2 separate regions of the Mus musculus genome follow, and region 2 is linked to region 1. Evidence: chromatin loops called from intact Hi-C (ENCODE). Cell type or tissue: left cerebral cortex. All regions are shown on one strand.

Region 1 (8,000 bases):
CTAGGTGGTCCATCCTTTCGTCACAGCTCCAAATTTTGTCTCTGTAACTCCTTCCATGGGTGTTTTGTTCCCATTTCTAAGAAAGGGTAAAGAGTCCACACTTTGGTCTTCGTTCTTCTTGGATTTCATGCGTTTGGCAAGTTGTATCTTATATCTTGGGTATCCTAAGTTTCTGGGCTAATATCTACTTATCAGTGAGTACATATTGTGTGAGTTCCTAAAGTTCCCTCACTGAGGGAAGTTGGGACAGGAACACAAGAAAGCAGATACTTTGAGGTTGTAACTGAAGCAGATGCCATGGGGAAGTGCTACTTACTGGGTTGCTCCCCATAACTTGCTCATTGCTTTTTATAGAACACGGGACCACCAGCACAGGAGTTAGCACCACCCACAAAATGGCTTGGACCCACCCACATCAAACATCAATCAAGAAAATGACATCACAGGCTAATTTGGTCAGGACATTTTCTCAATTGAGGTTTCCTCTCCCCAAATATTACAAGCTTGTGTCAAGTTAACATTATAATAACCAGCACAAATATTGCATTAACTTTATTAATCTATTTCCTGTGACACTGGGTTTATGGTCCTTACCTAGTAGTGGAGCCAGCTGTGTAGATCTTGAAGTTGGTACAATTTGGGAACTCTTTTTATTTTTTAATATTTTTATTACATATTTTCCTCAATTACATTTCCAATGCTATCCCAAAAGTCCCCCATACCCTCCCCCCCACTTCCCTACCCACCCATTCCCATTTTTTTTTTTGGCCCTGGCGTCCCCCTGTACTGGGGCATATACAGTTTGTGTGTCCAATGGGCCTCTCTTTCCAGTGATGGTCAACTAGGCCATCTTTTGATACATATGCAGCTAGAGTCAAGAGATCCAGGGTAGTGGTTAGTTCATAATGTTGTTCCACCTATAGGGTTGCAGATCCCTTTAGCTCCTTGGGTACTTTGTCTAGCTCCTCCACTGGGAGCCCTGTGATCTATCCAATAGCTGACTGTGAGCATCCACTTCTGTGTTTGCTAGGCCCCGACATAGTCTCACAAGAGACAGCTACATCTGGGTCCTTTCAATAAAATCTTGCTAGTGTATGCAATGGTGTCAGCGTTTGGAAGCTGATTATGGGGTGGATCCCTGGATATGGCAGTCTCTACATGGTCCATCCTTTCGTCTCAGCTCCAAACTTTGTCTCTGTAACTCCTTCCATGGGTGTTTTGTTCCCAATTCTAAGGAGGGGCATAGTGTCCACACTTCAGTCTTCATTCTTCTTGAGTTTCTTGTGTTTAGCAAATTGTATCTTATATCTTGGATATCCTAGGTTTTGAGCTAATATCCACTTATCAGTGAGTACATATTGTGTGAGTTCCTTTGTGAATGTGTTACCTCACTCAGGATGATGCCCTCCAGGTCCATCCATTTGGCTAGGAATTTCATAAATTCATTCTTTTTAATAGCTGAGTAGTACTCCATTGTGTAGATGTACCACATTTTCTGTATCCATTCCTCTGTTGAGGGGCATCTGGGTTCTTTCCAGCTTCTGGCTATTATAAATAAGGCTGCTATGAACATAGTGGAGCATGTGTCCTTCTTACCGGTTGGGACATCTTCTGGATATATGCCCAGGAGAGGTATTGCTGGATCTTCCGGAAGTACTATGTCCAATTTTCTGAGGAACCGCCAGACTGATTTCCAGAGTGGTTGTACAAGCCTGCAATCCCACCAACAATGGAGGAGTGTTCCTCTTTCTCCACATCCACGCCAGCATCTGCTGTCACCTGAATTTTTGATCTTAGCCATTCTGACTGGTGTGAGGTGGAATCTCAGGGTTGTTTTGATTTGCATTTCCCTGATGATTAAGGATGTTGAACATTTTTTCAGGTGCTTCTCTGCCATTCGGTATTCCTCAGGTGAGAATTCTTTGTTCAGCTCTGAGCCCCATTTTTTAATGGGGTTATTTGATTTTCTGAAGTCCACCTTCTTGAGTTCTTTATATATGTTGGATATTAGTCCCCTATCTGATTTAGGATAGGTAAAGATCCTTTCCCAATCTGTTGGTGGTCTTTTTGTCTTATTGACGGTGTCTTTTGCCTTGCAGAAGCTTTGGAGTTTCATTAGGTCCCATTTGTCAATTCTCAATCTTACAGCACAAGCCATTGCTGTTCTATTCAGGAATTTTTCCCCTGTGCCCATATCTTCAAGGCTTTTCACAATTTGGGCACTCTTTATGAAAAAGAATATCAATTATCTTATCCTCGCAAATGCTATAAAACTTTACAACCAGTAGCCTGGAGAGGTAGACAACTGGCATTTAGATTTTAGCATCCACATCAAGTGGCACACAAACATGTGTAATTCCAGCTTCTGGGGCCTTATGCCCACTTCTGGCCTCTATGGTACTTGTATACATATATTCACATACACATACATAAAAAGTATGTAAAATAAAATAAATCCTTAAAACAAACAAACAATGCTCAAATTCCTTCACCTCCAGGAGACAGCAGACAACTTAATACCAATCACAGTTAAATTCACTCTGGATTTATCAAACTGTTGAAGAGTAATCATGAGATTTTTGATGCACATTCTAATATCACACAGTATGCTGATTAAGTAGGTTAGGAGGAGGTGTTGGGAGTGGAGTTTGTCCATAACGTCGTCTGTTATAAAAGTCAGGCTGAAGGAAAAGTGATTCTTGTTGAAGATACAGAGCCCCTATCACTAGCACATCTTCATAGAATTTGCCATGTTTTATGATTGATAGATATTTATTATTGGTGTCTCTATTATTTCGGTTATTTCTCTCATTTCAAAGAGGACTCATGTTTGAAATCCATGTCATAATTTGTTACATACAACTTGGATCTGGAGTAAGAAAAGATGTTTGCTTATACAGAAATCATAGATACATATTTTACTTGAAATTTACATTTTGCTACTTGTTTGAGATATCTTCAGCTGTCAACTTGGCATAAGATTAGAGTCACCCAGGAGGAGGAAACATCAACTGAAGAATTTCTCAGATCATATTGGCCTATGGCCATGTCTGCAAAGCATTTTTAATTGTTAGTTGATGTAGAAGGGTCCAGCCTAGTGTGGTTGGTGCCATCCCTAGGTAGGTAGGGCTGGTCTGTATAAGATAGGCAGATAATTAAACCAGAGGATGCAAGCCAGTAAGCAACATTCCTCCATGATGTCAGCCTTGGTTCTGGCCTCTAGGTACCTGCAGTGAACACTTGCTGTTACATCCCTTGATGATGGACTGTAAGCTACAAACCAAATAAACCCTTCTCTCCCTAGATTTCTTTTGGTCATGATACTCATTCATTCATTTAATTTTTTTCTACTTTTAATTTATTAGAGGGAGTGAATTCCATAAAGAGGCCTCTGTCTTTTCTAAACACATATAGCTGTAGATCAATGTTTACTTACTCTAAAGAATTACAACATTGTAGCTCTATTGTACTTGTACCACTGAGTAGATTTTCTGTTTTATTTTGTTGTTATTATTATGTGGTATGTGGTATGTGTTATTATTATTATTACTATTATTATTATTTTAGTGTTTTTCTTTTACTGAAAATAGATAAAGTTATATAGTTTACCCTATCTCTAGTCTTCCTAGTTCCTACTCACCTCCTCTCCCATCTGGTTACATTCCCTTTTATGTCTTTCATTAGAAAACAAGAAACTTCCAAGAGATGACAATCAAACATTACACAATAAACTACAATAAGATGAAAAAAAAAATCATAGCAACGTTGGACGTGATAACCCACAGGAGGAAGAGTCCCAAGAACAGACACAAGAGTCAGAGACCCACTTGTTCCGGTCATGGTCTTTATTACAGCAATGAAATTCCAACCAGAACACTACTTTAAGGTAATAGCCTTTGCTGCTTTCTCGTTACTTCATGTGTTCCCATGGCTTTATAACACATAAAGATAAACATGTTTGTATACTTGTTTCAACTGTGAGGAAAGCTAGATTTTGGTCCTTAGGCCTTTCCCGAGTTTGAGATATATAAACACCACTAACATACATAATAGCCACCAATGAATCTCTAAGTGTGGACATACCCATTCACAAAGCCATCTTCTCAGAAAACCCATCTTTTCCTTGACTCTGACATTTGACATTTGATCAACAACTAAGAGTCATGACTAATTTTGCCCCTGATCTATTATGTATCCCCTGTCTCCTTACCATTCTTTACTTGGATCAGACTCTTATTGTTTTGGATTGATCTCAAGCAACAGTCTATAAAAATATCTATTTCTTTAATGGCCTGTTAGAATATTTTTGCAATGGTCTAAGTTTGGTCATGTTGTTATTCCAACAGCTACTAATTTTGAAATATAAAATTCTCAAGAGCATGCCACGTTTCTGATCTGGCCTTTTACTTATCCCTCTGTTTCTTTTGTTCCAACATGGAAGAACTTCCTGTAGATGTCTGCAGTTTGAGCTTTTTTGTCTCTTTGCTTTGGACTTATGGCCTTTTCTGATTTCTTTGCCTCTCTTCTTCATACAAAATGAGCACATGTTTTTGAGCTCAGCATACGAATAGCTTTCTTCTTGTTTTTCCAATAGCTGGTCTAGGTTAAACATCCTTTTGCTGCGTTTTCTTAATACAGATATCTACTTCATGCTAGCCCATCTTCTCCATACTTGCTTTCAGATCTGCTTCTCTCAATATGCTGTTGGCTTTGTCCATCCTGTGCTGGTCCTCGACATTGGACGTCTTTACACTTGACTCATACAAAGTGTTGTAGTGGTGAGTTTGGCTACACAGCTTTGGCTCCTGGTAAATTACACCTGTGCACCTGCCCAGGAGCTATGTTTGGATCAGCAAATGAAATACACACACACACACACACACACACACACACACACACACACACACACACACACACACCACATGCACACGTTAGCTTATTTTCAAAATTCCTTGGCTACCTCAAAGGCTGGAGACTCCTAAACCTTCCCCTGCTACCTCAGGCCCAATCAGGAAAGTGTCCAATAGCCACTCACCTGAGTTCTCACATGGCTGGTTGGCTTTCTCTTCTATAGCTCCTATGTCCCATCCCCTTTCCCCAACTCATGGCAATTCTCTGTTTCCCCTCTTCTGTGTCTTAGCATACACAATTCTAAGGGCCTCACCACATTTCCCTTTCCTCAACCATTGGCTGCTGGTTTCTTTGTTAATTGATCAAGAACCGATTGGGGGCAAGGACCTTTAGCATTTGGACATGCAGATTCCCAATTGAATCAAAACACTGAAACAACTTCCAACAAAGTGTTAACATATATTTGTTGAATGCATAAAGGGAGGAAGATGAATTCTAATGTACCAGAAAGTGTGATGTAGGATCAGCTTAGCATGACTCTTGGCTGATGATATCATACAGCCTCATTTCAATACCTGAAGAACATCACTGAGAAAACTGTATGGCATTTGGAAAATGACATGGTGCTTTCAAGAACATAAACTCTAAACAAAGTGACAACGACAAAGAGCTTTGCTATCTAATTTCTCTTCTCGTTAGTGTCTCCTCCTTTCCTCTAAGGTAGCTTGGTTTTGCCTACTTATATTACATGCTTATTAATAGGCCACTCTTTGACTCTTTGGCTCCCAACACTGATATATTTGAGCATGAAAATAATATTTATATGAGCACAAATGATCTTGTTCAACAACTGAATCCTGTAGATTCAGTCTATTGTGCCAGGAGCACAGGTGTAGCAGTAGTGAAATCAGAGTTGCATTACTGTGAAATTTCCAGTCTAGTGGGAAACAGAACACAAACAAACAGATAAAAGAACTTAAAGACAGGCCATGGCAAATGCAATAAGTGAATGAAGGTCAGAGGAATAAATTGACCAGGGTGGAGCTTGGTGTTCTGCATGGGGTGGTCTCTTTCATTAGGGAACCTGCCAAGAGTCAGCATGAAGAAGAAAGAGCAACACATTTCCCCGGGAAAGAAAAGCAGTGTTCAGAGCCCTAACTGTGGTCTCAGGACACAGCTCCCTGAAGCACTGTCATTTGACCAGTATTTATAGATGGGTTTCTGGTCCCCAAGAGGCTCAACTTACAGTTTCTTTACTGTGGATTCAGAGAACTACGTTGTCTCTTTCCTAGCATCTGAAAATAATTATTTTATTTTATTTTATTGTCCAGTTTTATAGCTGCTTCATGTGAGAGGGTGTTTTTGGTATTGCATTGGCCAGATGCAGAAGACCAGTGATGCATTTTGAAACAGTTTTTGAGGTTATAACTTAGCCACCTTTGGAAGTTTTAAAATTTTATTTGTCTTATGAATTTTGCATGAGTGACAGTTTTCCATACTTTGAAAAAAATCAAGTGGACTTCCCAAACCCCAAGAAGTAAAGTTTTCATTGCGTAGAACTTGGACACCTTCCCAAGCTTTGCCATTTCAGTTTTGAAATGGCAAAAAGAAAGGTGTGATCAAAAGTCAGCAAGCAATTCCGACTCTGCAAACCCCCTGCAAATCCAATGCTCATTTCTGGAAAAGTCAGAGAGAGATTTATTTTCTGAGTTTGGAATCGTTGATGAGTTTCAAAGAGCGCTAGGCTAAATATCAGACTATCAGAATTTCCCCCTAGTCCCAATGCTATGCATGTGACTGGGGATGAGGTGACAGTTCCTTCATCTGTGAAATTATATCTGGCTTATCTACTTCATAAGATTAATGTGAGACTTATATATGGTGATATGGGTCAAAAAAGCATAGTAGAAAATAAAATACTGTGTCAATATAAGGTACATTACTCTTGATGCTAGGAGAATAATGAGATAAATTAATAACAAAAATTTAAAAATTTCAAGTGTAAATATTTGACTAAAAAGAGAATAATGCAATATAAAAAATAATTTACTTAGAGGAGACAACTTATTTATTTTTATCTGTAACAAATTAATTGAAAACCACTTATGTATTCTTAGCAGCCAATAAACTTTCCTTTAACTTAATCAAAGTGTCTAAATGTGGTAGGATAAGGTATGATATAATACTTTAATCTTGTCTTAGTTTTAATTATGGTCTTATATTCTGGAACTATTTATTAGGCTGAGAATTTCATTGAAGAACAGAATGTCTCAATTGTTATGATTTATTATAATACTTCTGATATAATCACAGATGCTATGTCTTCAACTTTTGACCTGTATTCAAAGGGATATATTGCTTTCTTATATCATCTTTTCCAAAGATCAATCATACTTTCAGAACCTTGAATGACTGAGGCTGACTTCATGTCCCCAAAAATAAAGCATTTGCCTTTCTGAGCCATACAATTATTTTAGGAGGTCATTAGGGATAGCAATTTCCCTTCTCCCTCCTAATGGGCTTATTTATCTAAAAAACTCACAGAAGCGTAAAGCAAGAGAGCCACAAGAGACCATTGCCTTGAGCAGAGCCAAGATTTATTCTGTAGACTCAGATGGATGGTAACCTACTGTAGGGAGTCCACATGTAATGCAGATGGGCAGAAATTCCATATGAAATGGTGAAATAAATTAATGCAATTCTACCCTTGCTTCCAGAAGATACCGTGTCATCTTAGGAGTCATTTAATATTTTAATATCTTTGAGTACTTTTTTTTTTTTTTTTTGGTGTAATTTATTTATTTATTTATTTATTTTTCCATTTTTTATTAGGTATTTAGCTCATTTACATTTCCAATGCTATACCAAAAGTCCCCCTTACCCACCCACCCCCACTCCCCTACCCACCCACTCCCCCCCTTTGGCCCTGGCGTTCCCCTGTACCGGGGCACACAAAGTCTGCGTGTCCAATGGGCCTCTCTTTCCAGTGATGGCCGACTAGGCCATCTTTTGATACATATGCAGCTAGAGTCAAGAGCTCAGGGGTACTGGTTAGTTCATAATGTTTTTCCACCTATAGGGTTGAAGATCCCTTTAGCTCCTTGGATACTTTCTCTAGCTCCTCCATTGGGAGCCCTGTGATCCATCCA
Region 2 (8,000 bases), 970 kb after region 1:
TGTAATAGCCAGAAGCTGGAAAGAACCCAGATGTTCCTCAAAAGAGGAATTGATACAGAAAATGTGATACATTTACACAATGGAGTACTACTCAGCTATTAAAAAGAATGCATTTATGAAATTCCTAGGCAAATGGATGGACCTTTAGTGTATCATCCTGAATGAGGTAACCCAATCACAAAAGAACTCACATGATATGTACTCACTAAATCAATGTCTTAGTCGATGCTCTATTGCCATGAAGAGGCATCATGACCAGGGCAAGTCTTTTGAAAGAAAACATTTAATTGGGGCTTGCTCACAGTTATGGTGTCTTATCACAGCAATAGACAAGTAATTAATATGCATGCCCAACTTACTAGGGCCAGTAAAATCATGGATCTTAGAAGAAAACTTATGGCCCCTGCTTTACTAAAACAGCATAGGTCCAACTGCATGCTAAATGTTTATTGCTATACCCACAAACAAGTGTAGCTCACACCCCTTATCAAAGAAGCTTCTCATTGCAGGAAACAGAAACCATTACAGGCAGCTACAACTGGCCAACGTGCAGAGAACACTGATCATCTATAACACAAGTCCTGAGCCTGAGGCTCTGGGAACAAAGGGGTGAGACTACTGTGAGAATTGAGAGCCGGAGGAATGGAAAGTCTGCAGTGAAATTATATCTCTAGAAATTACAGGGAGGCCACACCCATGATGCCTATACAATTACGGGTACCTAAATGAGACCTCCACCAAAACAATACCGATAGACATGCTAATGTGGAACAGGGAAAGCTCACAGGACCCCATGAATAAAAAGTTTATGTTTATATGCTATGAAAAAACACTGTGGCCAAGGCAACTCTTCTAAAATAAAGCTTTTAATGGGTGGCTTGCTTATAGTCTTAGAGGGTTGGCCATGGTCATCATGGTGGGAAGGGCAGCAGATAGGCAGGGTAATGGAGCGGTAGCTGAGAGTTTCACATACTGGTCTACAGGACTGCAGGCAAAGAGAGAGAATGAGCAAATGAGACAGGTGTGGCTTTTTTGAAATCTCAAAGCCCACTCACTCAGTGGCTAAGGAGAAGGCTAATGTGGTTAAGAACACTGGCTGCTCTTCCAGGAGACTCGGGTTTGATTCACCCAGGTTTAATGACCCAGCATGGACATTATCGCTCACAGCCATCTATATATACTCCAGTTCCAAGAGATCCATCTGATGTACTCTTCTGGCCTCTGTGGATACACATTCACTTACACCCCCCCACACACACACACATAAAATAATCAAACAAATAAATGATTTTGAAAAAAAAAGCACTCATAGTGACACATATCCTCCAACAAGATCATACTTACTTCAACAAGGCCACACCTCCTAACCCTTCCCTAAACAGTCCACCAAGAAGGAACTAGACATTTAAATATATGAGCCTATGTGAGCTACCCTCATTCAAACCACCACAATATATATGTATGCATGCATGTATGTATGTATGTTTGTATATCCGTGTATGTATATATATATATATATATATATATATATATATATATATATATGCATGTATGTGTCAATAGCAATTGAGAAAAAGAGGCCATGAACTTGAGAGGGAACCAACTGGGGACATGAAAGGGACCGTGAGAAAAAAGGATTAAATGATATATTTTAATTTAAAGTAAATAAGATGTCACATTGTTTATTCTCTTGTGTTTATATCTAGTGTCCATTCAGAATTGTCTTTTACACCGTGTCAGGTAGGAGCCCAAAAGAACGTTTGATCAGCACATGCCTTCCGTACACTCCCGCACTGGAGTCTTGCCTTTGGCAGAACTGTGTGGATCTGGGTCCACCATAGCCCTGCTCTGCCATGTCTCAGCTTGCGTGTACACCACAGCTCTGAGCATGGTACAGGGGAGGTGCTCCAGTTCTGTTTGTATTCTTTAAGATGATTTCACTTTTTTTAAATGCAAATTTAAGAATAAACGGTATTCTTTAGAAAATGATTTTAAGCGTATGGAAAAGTTGCACAGAAATTTCAGTTTCCCCAAGGATGACACCTGACACTGTGTTTACACAGCTGTCAAAGGTGTCACAAGAAACCAGCACTGATGTGTCATTGTTCACTAAACTCCAGAACTCCATGTGTACTCAACCAGTTTGGTTTCTGAGTGGGCAACTTTTTCCATATATATATTGCTGTTCCTGGGTTCTCAGAAACGTTTACATCTTGGGCTGAGGATAAAGCCAAGCTAGCTGTACAAAGTTCAGAAAACAAGTGTCCACACCTCCAGTTGGTCACACTGCTCAAAGCCAATGTTGAGACTATGTTAAATGGATGCTGGAAAAGTTGTCTCAGTGAAAAGAGAGATAGTAAGAAATCCAGATTCTAGCCTGGCGTGGTGGCACACGCCTTTAATCCCAGCACTTGGGAGGCAGAGGCAGGAGGATTTCTGAGTTTGAGGCCAGCCTGGTCTACAAAGTGAGTTCCAGGACAGCCAGGGCTATACAGAGAAACCCTGTCTTGAAAAACCAAAACAAATAAAAAATAAAAAATTAATTAATTAATTAAAATAAAATAAAATAAAATAAAGAAATCCAGATTCTGGGGCTAGAGGTAGAGGGATGGCTCGGTAGGCATGGGGTAACTGTTGCGCTCTCTGAGGTCCTAAGTTGCTGGGATCATAGCACCTGCTTCCAGCTACTCCCCACTGCCCACAGTTCCACAACTCTAGCTCTAGGATTGGACACAAGCCCAGGTGTGGGATTCACCTCTGAAATGAGTTCTTCTATTTTCCCCAGATATTCTTGGAGATTTTCTGTGTATAAAGTCACACTTTGGAATAATTTAAAACTTTGTGTAGTTCTTTCTAATATTTAGAATAAATAAGGAATATAGAAGAGAATCCAATATTCATTCAAAATAACCTGTCTTTTGATCATTTTGGTATCATCCTGTGGCCAACAAGCAAAACACTTCCCAAGCTTCCCACACTGGGATTCAGGCATCCCATCCACCCTTATGTTCAAGCTGCCTGCACCACTGTAGAATCTTCATAGCAGACTTTGAATTAGAAGGTCTTTAATTCAGCAGATTAGATGGAAATGAAAAATATCAATAACCCAAGAAATAAGTATGAGCAAACACCAAGCCCTTGCCCACCAAGGCCAGGAAAGAAAGCAGGAGCATGGGTGGAGAACTTCAAGGGTCTATGAAACTCATATTGCCTGCCTTTATCTGTGCTGTGCCTTCTCGAGGGAACACATCTCCTGCACCGAGGCTGGGTTCTTAGCAAGTAGAGAGCTCTGTATAGTAAGAAACAAGGTAATATGGCAACATGTCTTCCTGTCTTAGTCAGGATTTTGTTTCCTGCCCAAAACGTCATGACTAAGAAGCAAGTTGGGGAGGAAAGGGTTTATTCAGCTTACATTTCCACACTGCTGTTCATCACCAAAAGAAGTCAGGACCGGAACTCACACAGGGCAGGAGCTTGGAGGCAGGAACTGATGCAGAGGCCATGGAAGGATGCTGCTTACTGGCTTGCTTGCCCTGCCTTGCTCAGCTTGCTTTCTTATAGAACCCAAGACTACCAGCCCAGGGATGGCACCACCCACAATGGGCCCTCCCACCCTTGATCACTAATTGAGAAAATGCCTTACAGCTGGATCTCATGGAGGCATTTCCTCCAAGGGAGGCTCCTTTCTCTGTGGTAACTCCAGCTTGTGTCGAGTTAACACACAAAACCAGCCAGTATACTTCCTGAACAAAGAAAAGTTTTAGTCTTTGGAGAAAAAAAATATATATGCCATTTTTATTGCAGTGTGTCATTCTGTTTCCCTTTAGGAGAACAAAGCTGGTCTTCAGCAAAAACTCAACGTTGTAAATAATTCGATTTCTATGTATTTCAGTGATCACGCAGAACAAATAGGAAGAATAGAGAGAATGTTTCTGTATTTCCTCTCTAGAGCACACCAGAATTTCATAGAGCTACCCCCGAGTATGTGAGGACACTTGTGGCTTGGTTTTGCTCTTTGTGGCACTGTATTTGTGCCTCTACTATGCACAGGGAAGGTTCCCATTAACAGATTGGTATGCACAGTGACTGGGGAATAGACAGAGGGTCAGAAACACCAGAAGAGAGATAGAGAACTAGAAGGGGTGATCATGGTTTTAGGGCTGAGATCCACCCAAAGCAATCTCTGGGCAAAGAGGAGTCTAAGCCTACAGTTTATTTGGGAGATGATTATAGGATCTATGGATAAATTAGGAAATGGGACAGAGGGGAGCTAAGGTGGCAAGGTGAATGGAACCATGTGACCACAATGGACAAATGGTGTTCAGTCTTTCTGGGGACCCTCTGAGCAACTGTGCACAGTGTAGGCACAAAGGGCCATTGAAATGTAAATGAATTGAAATAAATAGAAACCTCAGCTTCTCACCTATGCCAGTCACACTTCAAGTGTTATTATTGATTGTATGATTGCCCTACCCTGAAAGGGTGATAGAATGTTTCCAGGATTCAAGAACATTCTATCAGATAATACCAGTGTAGTTCTTGCTGTGGGGCTGTACCATCTGAGGGACAAAGAAGTTGAAGCAATTATCCATCGACTCCAGTTCTTTACTGAAAAAAAAAAACATCATCCAAAACTATTTCCCGTTTTGGCTTGCTCCTCTTGCTGCCAAACGTTCCTACAGGCAGAGAAAATGCACAGAGTGGGATGGTTGTAGCACATGACTCTGAAGCGTCTCCCAGAACAGTGGGGGGTGGGGGGGGAGGTATCGAGCTACAGTGGCAAGCAAACTGGAAACCAGGAAAGAAAGACAAATTTGGAAAGATATCCCATTAATTGATATGAAGGGTGTGAAGAGAGCAGAAAAATGAGCAACCCTCTTAGCAACAGTCACATGCCTGGCACTATCTTATCAAAACAAGGCGCTATCTCAACATCAAAGAAAGATATTTGGCAAATATCTCCAGTATATATATTTGTCCTACTGGGAAAGCTGACCCTGCACCCACAGATCTTACCCTGCTTCTCTCTCAAATGGAAAGTTAGAGCAAGCCCCGAGCCATGGCTTATTATTTTTAAGAGCATTAAAACTTAGATGTGAGTATTGGGACAGTGCCCTTTGCTGAACGGAAAAGGCAACAGAATGATCAGAATGCCAGCGATAGTTCACAAAAATGAAGGGCCATCTTCCCTGCTCTTCCTGCCTCCCAGGCCCATCTTGAAGCCAAAGAAAAGATTAGATGCCTGCCGAGCCTCCTGCTAGTCTTCTTGATAAGTAAAATCAGCATAGCAGGAAGCAGTCTCCCCTTTCATAATCACAGTTAGGCATTGGCTAGCGCTACCATTTGAATGCACCACACAGACTTCAAGTGGAAAACTCACTGAGTTCAGGAATGTTCCGCTATTCAGAAAGAGTTAACAGCGTTACCAGGAGACTGAATTTGTTATCGACACAATGAGTTCTCACAGAAGGAAGTGTTCACCCTCCCGTCCTGCTCTCCTTCCCTGGCCAATGTTCCTGTTCTTCTGTGAATGACACAGCAAGAAGGCCATTGCCAAATCAAAGTCACTTGACCTTGTCTTAGTTAGGTTTCCTACTGCTGGGATAAAACGCTGTGAGAAAGAGTTTATTTCAGCTTATGGTTCCATATAGTCCATCACAGGGGAAAGTCAGGGCAGGAACTCAAACAGAGCAAAACCCAGGACACAGGAGCTGATGCAGAGGCCTTGGAGGGACGGATGCTGCTTACTGGCTTGATCCCCATGGTTTGCTCAGCATGCTTTCTTATAGAAAATGGATTGGATCCTCCTATGTGAGTCTCTAAGAAAATCCCTTCCAAGCTTACCGACAGCTGGATCTTAGGGAGACATTTTCCCTTCTCTCAGATGACCCTCTGTCAAGTTGACATAAGCTAACCAGCACAACCTCAGATTTCTCCACCTCTAAAACTGTAAGAAATACACTTATGTTTTCTATAAATCATCATCTCAGATATTACTATAGCAGCAATGAATTTAGACACAGACACTGGGGTCTGCAATGCCCTGAAGAAAGAAATAACGAAAGCTAGGCAGTTGGTGGCTCACACATTTAATCCCAGCACTTGGGAGGCAGAGGCAGGCGGATTTCTGAGTTTGAGGCCAGCCAGGTCTACAGAGTGAGTTCCAGGACAATACAGAGAAACCCTTTCTTGAAAAGAAGAAGAAGAAGAATTAGGAGGAGGAGGAGGAGGAGGAGGAGGAGGAGGAGGAGGAGGAGGAGGAGGAGGAAATAACAAATGGAATGCTTTCTTAGTTGTATATAAATCTCTCAGAAGTTTTCCTGAGACCTATATTAAGGAGGAAAGTGGAACCACTCTCCACTTTGAGTAAGAAGGGGGTTGTGGTGTGAGTAGTGAATTATAAGGAGCAAATATTAAAAAAAAAAAAAAAAAAAAAGGAAGGAAGGAAGAAAGGAAGGAAGGAAGGATAGAAGGAAGAAGAAGAAAGAAAGAAAGAAAGAAAGAAAGAAAGAAAGAAAGAAAGAAAGAAAGAAAGAAAGAAAGAAAGGAAGGAAGGAAGGAAGGATAGAAGGAAGAAGAAGAAAGAAAGAAAGAAAGAAAGAAAGAAAGAAAGAAAGAAAGAAAGAAAGAAAGAAAGAAAGAAAGAAAGGAAGGAAGGAAGGAAGGAAGGTAGGTAGGTTCCCTGGTAGGCACCACCTTAGGTGGATAAAGCAAGGCTTCCTGCTTAATAATGAGCTTCATGAATCATTGCCAACCACCCTACAGGATGCAATAAGAATATTTCACCTTTATAAAAGGAATTATAAATTCTAGCTAGCCTATATAAAAGACACACACTCCTGGTATTTTATTTACAAGCTGTAAGCCTAGTTTGGGCAGGTTTTGAGCTATTCTAATTTACATTCCAGCCCTGTGGCCCTTCTTACTTGCTGTTTCTCCTGGTCGTGTGCTCAAGGTCCATCTCCTCTCGTGGCAGCCTTCTCCTCCCTCTTGTGTTCTTACTTCTTCTCCCTTTTCTCTCTGCCTGCAACTCCATCACTCAGTCCCTCAAGTCCCACCTTCTCCCTGTCCTGCCTAATCACAGACTCTAGCCTTTTAAAGCCTTTGACCAGTTAAAATGGAGAGCAAGGTTTACATAGCATCATTTGGTGTATATAAGGATCTTCTTATAGCAGGCAACCAGCTCTTGGGAGCCAGTGTTTATCATTTAAATGCAAGCAGCACCAGACCAACCTCCCACACACCACAATTCGCAGCTGTTGTTTAACCATGATGAGAGCAGGTATTTCTGATATGGAAGGCATTCCACAAAGGTGGGGAAAACAAGAAAACATCTTGAAACTGCTTTTCAAGGAAGAGGGGCTGGGGATGATAGCACTGAAGTACAATGGAGGCAGGGATAGCACAGAAGTGCAGTGGGGGAGGGGACAGCACTCAAGGGCAATGAGATCTGCTTGGTGGAATCTTGGAAGAGAGGCATTTGTGCAAAACTATCAATATCCAAAGAAATGCAGTTTCAACACAGTGACGAAGCCACGCCATTGTGAAATTGTGTTCTAGTAGCTGTGCTGTGCCTTGGTTATCTCAAAATGTCACCAGTGAAAGAAAAGGGTGAAGGAAGTGTGAGAGATCTCTGCCTTGTTATTTATCTACACGTATGCTAAAATAAGATTTGATTATAAAAGGCCAGCTGCCTAATTCTGCTCTAGGCTAGTCTTCAATGTGAGAGTATGAGAGAGACAACATGGAGGAAACCATGCTATCTGGGTGTCCGTTCACTCTTCATTGAGATAGATGAGTGTGCCCCACCCGGAGCCATACAGCCCAGGAGAAGTCACTGGAGCTGCTTCAGCATCTCCGGCTACTAAAGCCTCCGAGGTAATGGATTAGTTTTTAGCCAGAAGTTAACATATTGAAGCAACTTTAACTTGACAAATGGCAACATAAATAGCTGCGCCCAGATGAGTGATGGGGAAATTAACTGTGCACTCTGTGCCTGA

Evidence for each region. Peaks named below come from ENCODE experiments on the same cell type or tissue, not always from the same donor. Only the 100,000 strongest peaks of a DNase experiment are listed, where the experiment ranks them.
Region 2: a loop joins it to region 1, with 11 times the contacts of the local background. A loop is called at or near these places in 9 of 42 quality-filtered maps.

The regions. Positions count from the first base shown.
Region 1 is chr15:26,234,360-26,242,359 of GRCm38, forward strand. No RefSeq gene overlaps it. Among named protein-coding and RNA genes, the nearest start is that of Gm52201, 50 kb to the right of the region's middle. In left cerebral cortex, no CTCF peak of the experiment used is centred here; no DNase peak of the experiment used is centred here.
Region 2 is chr15:27,199,635-27,207,634 of GRCm38, forward strand. No RefSeq gene overlaps it. Among named protein-coding and RNA genes, the nearest start is that of Gm23903, 140 kb to the left of the region's middle. In left cerebral cortex, no CTCF peak of the experiment used is centred here; DNase peaks (open chromatin) are centred at 4,729 and 7,252.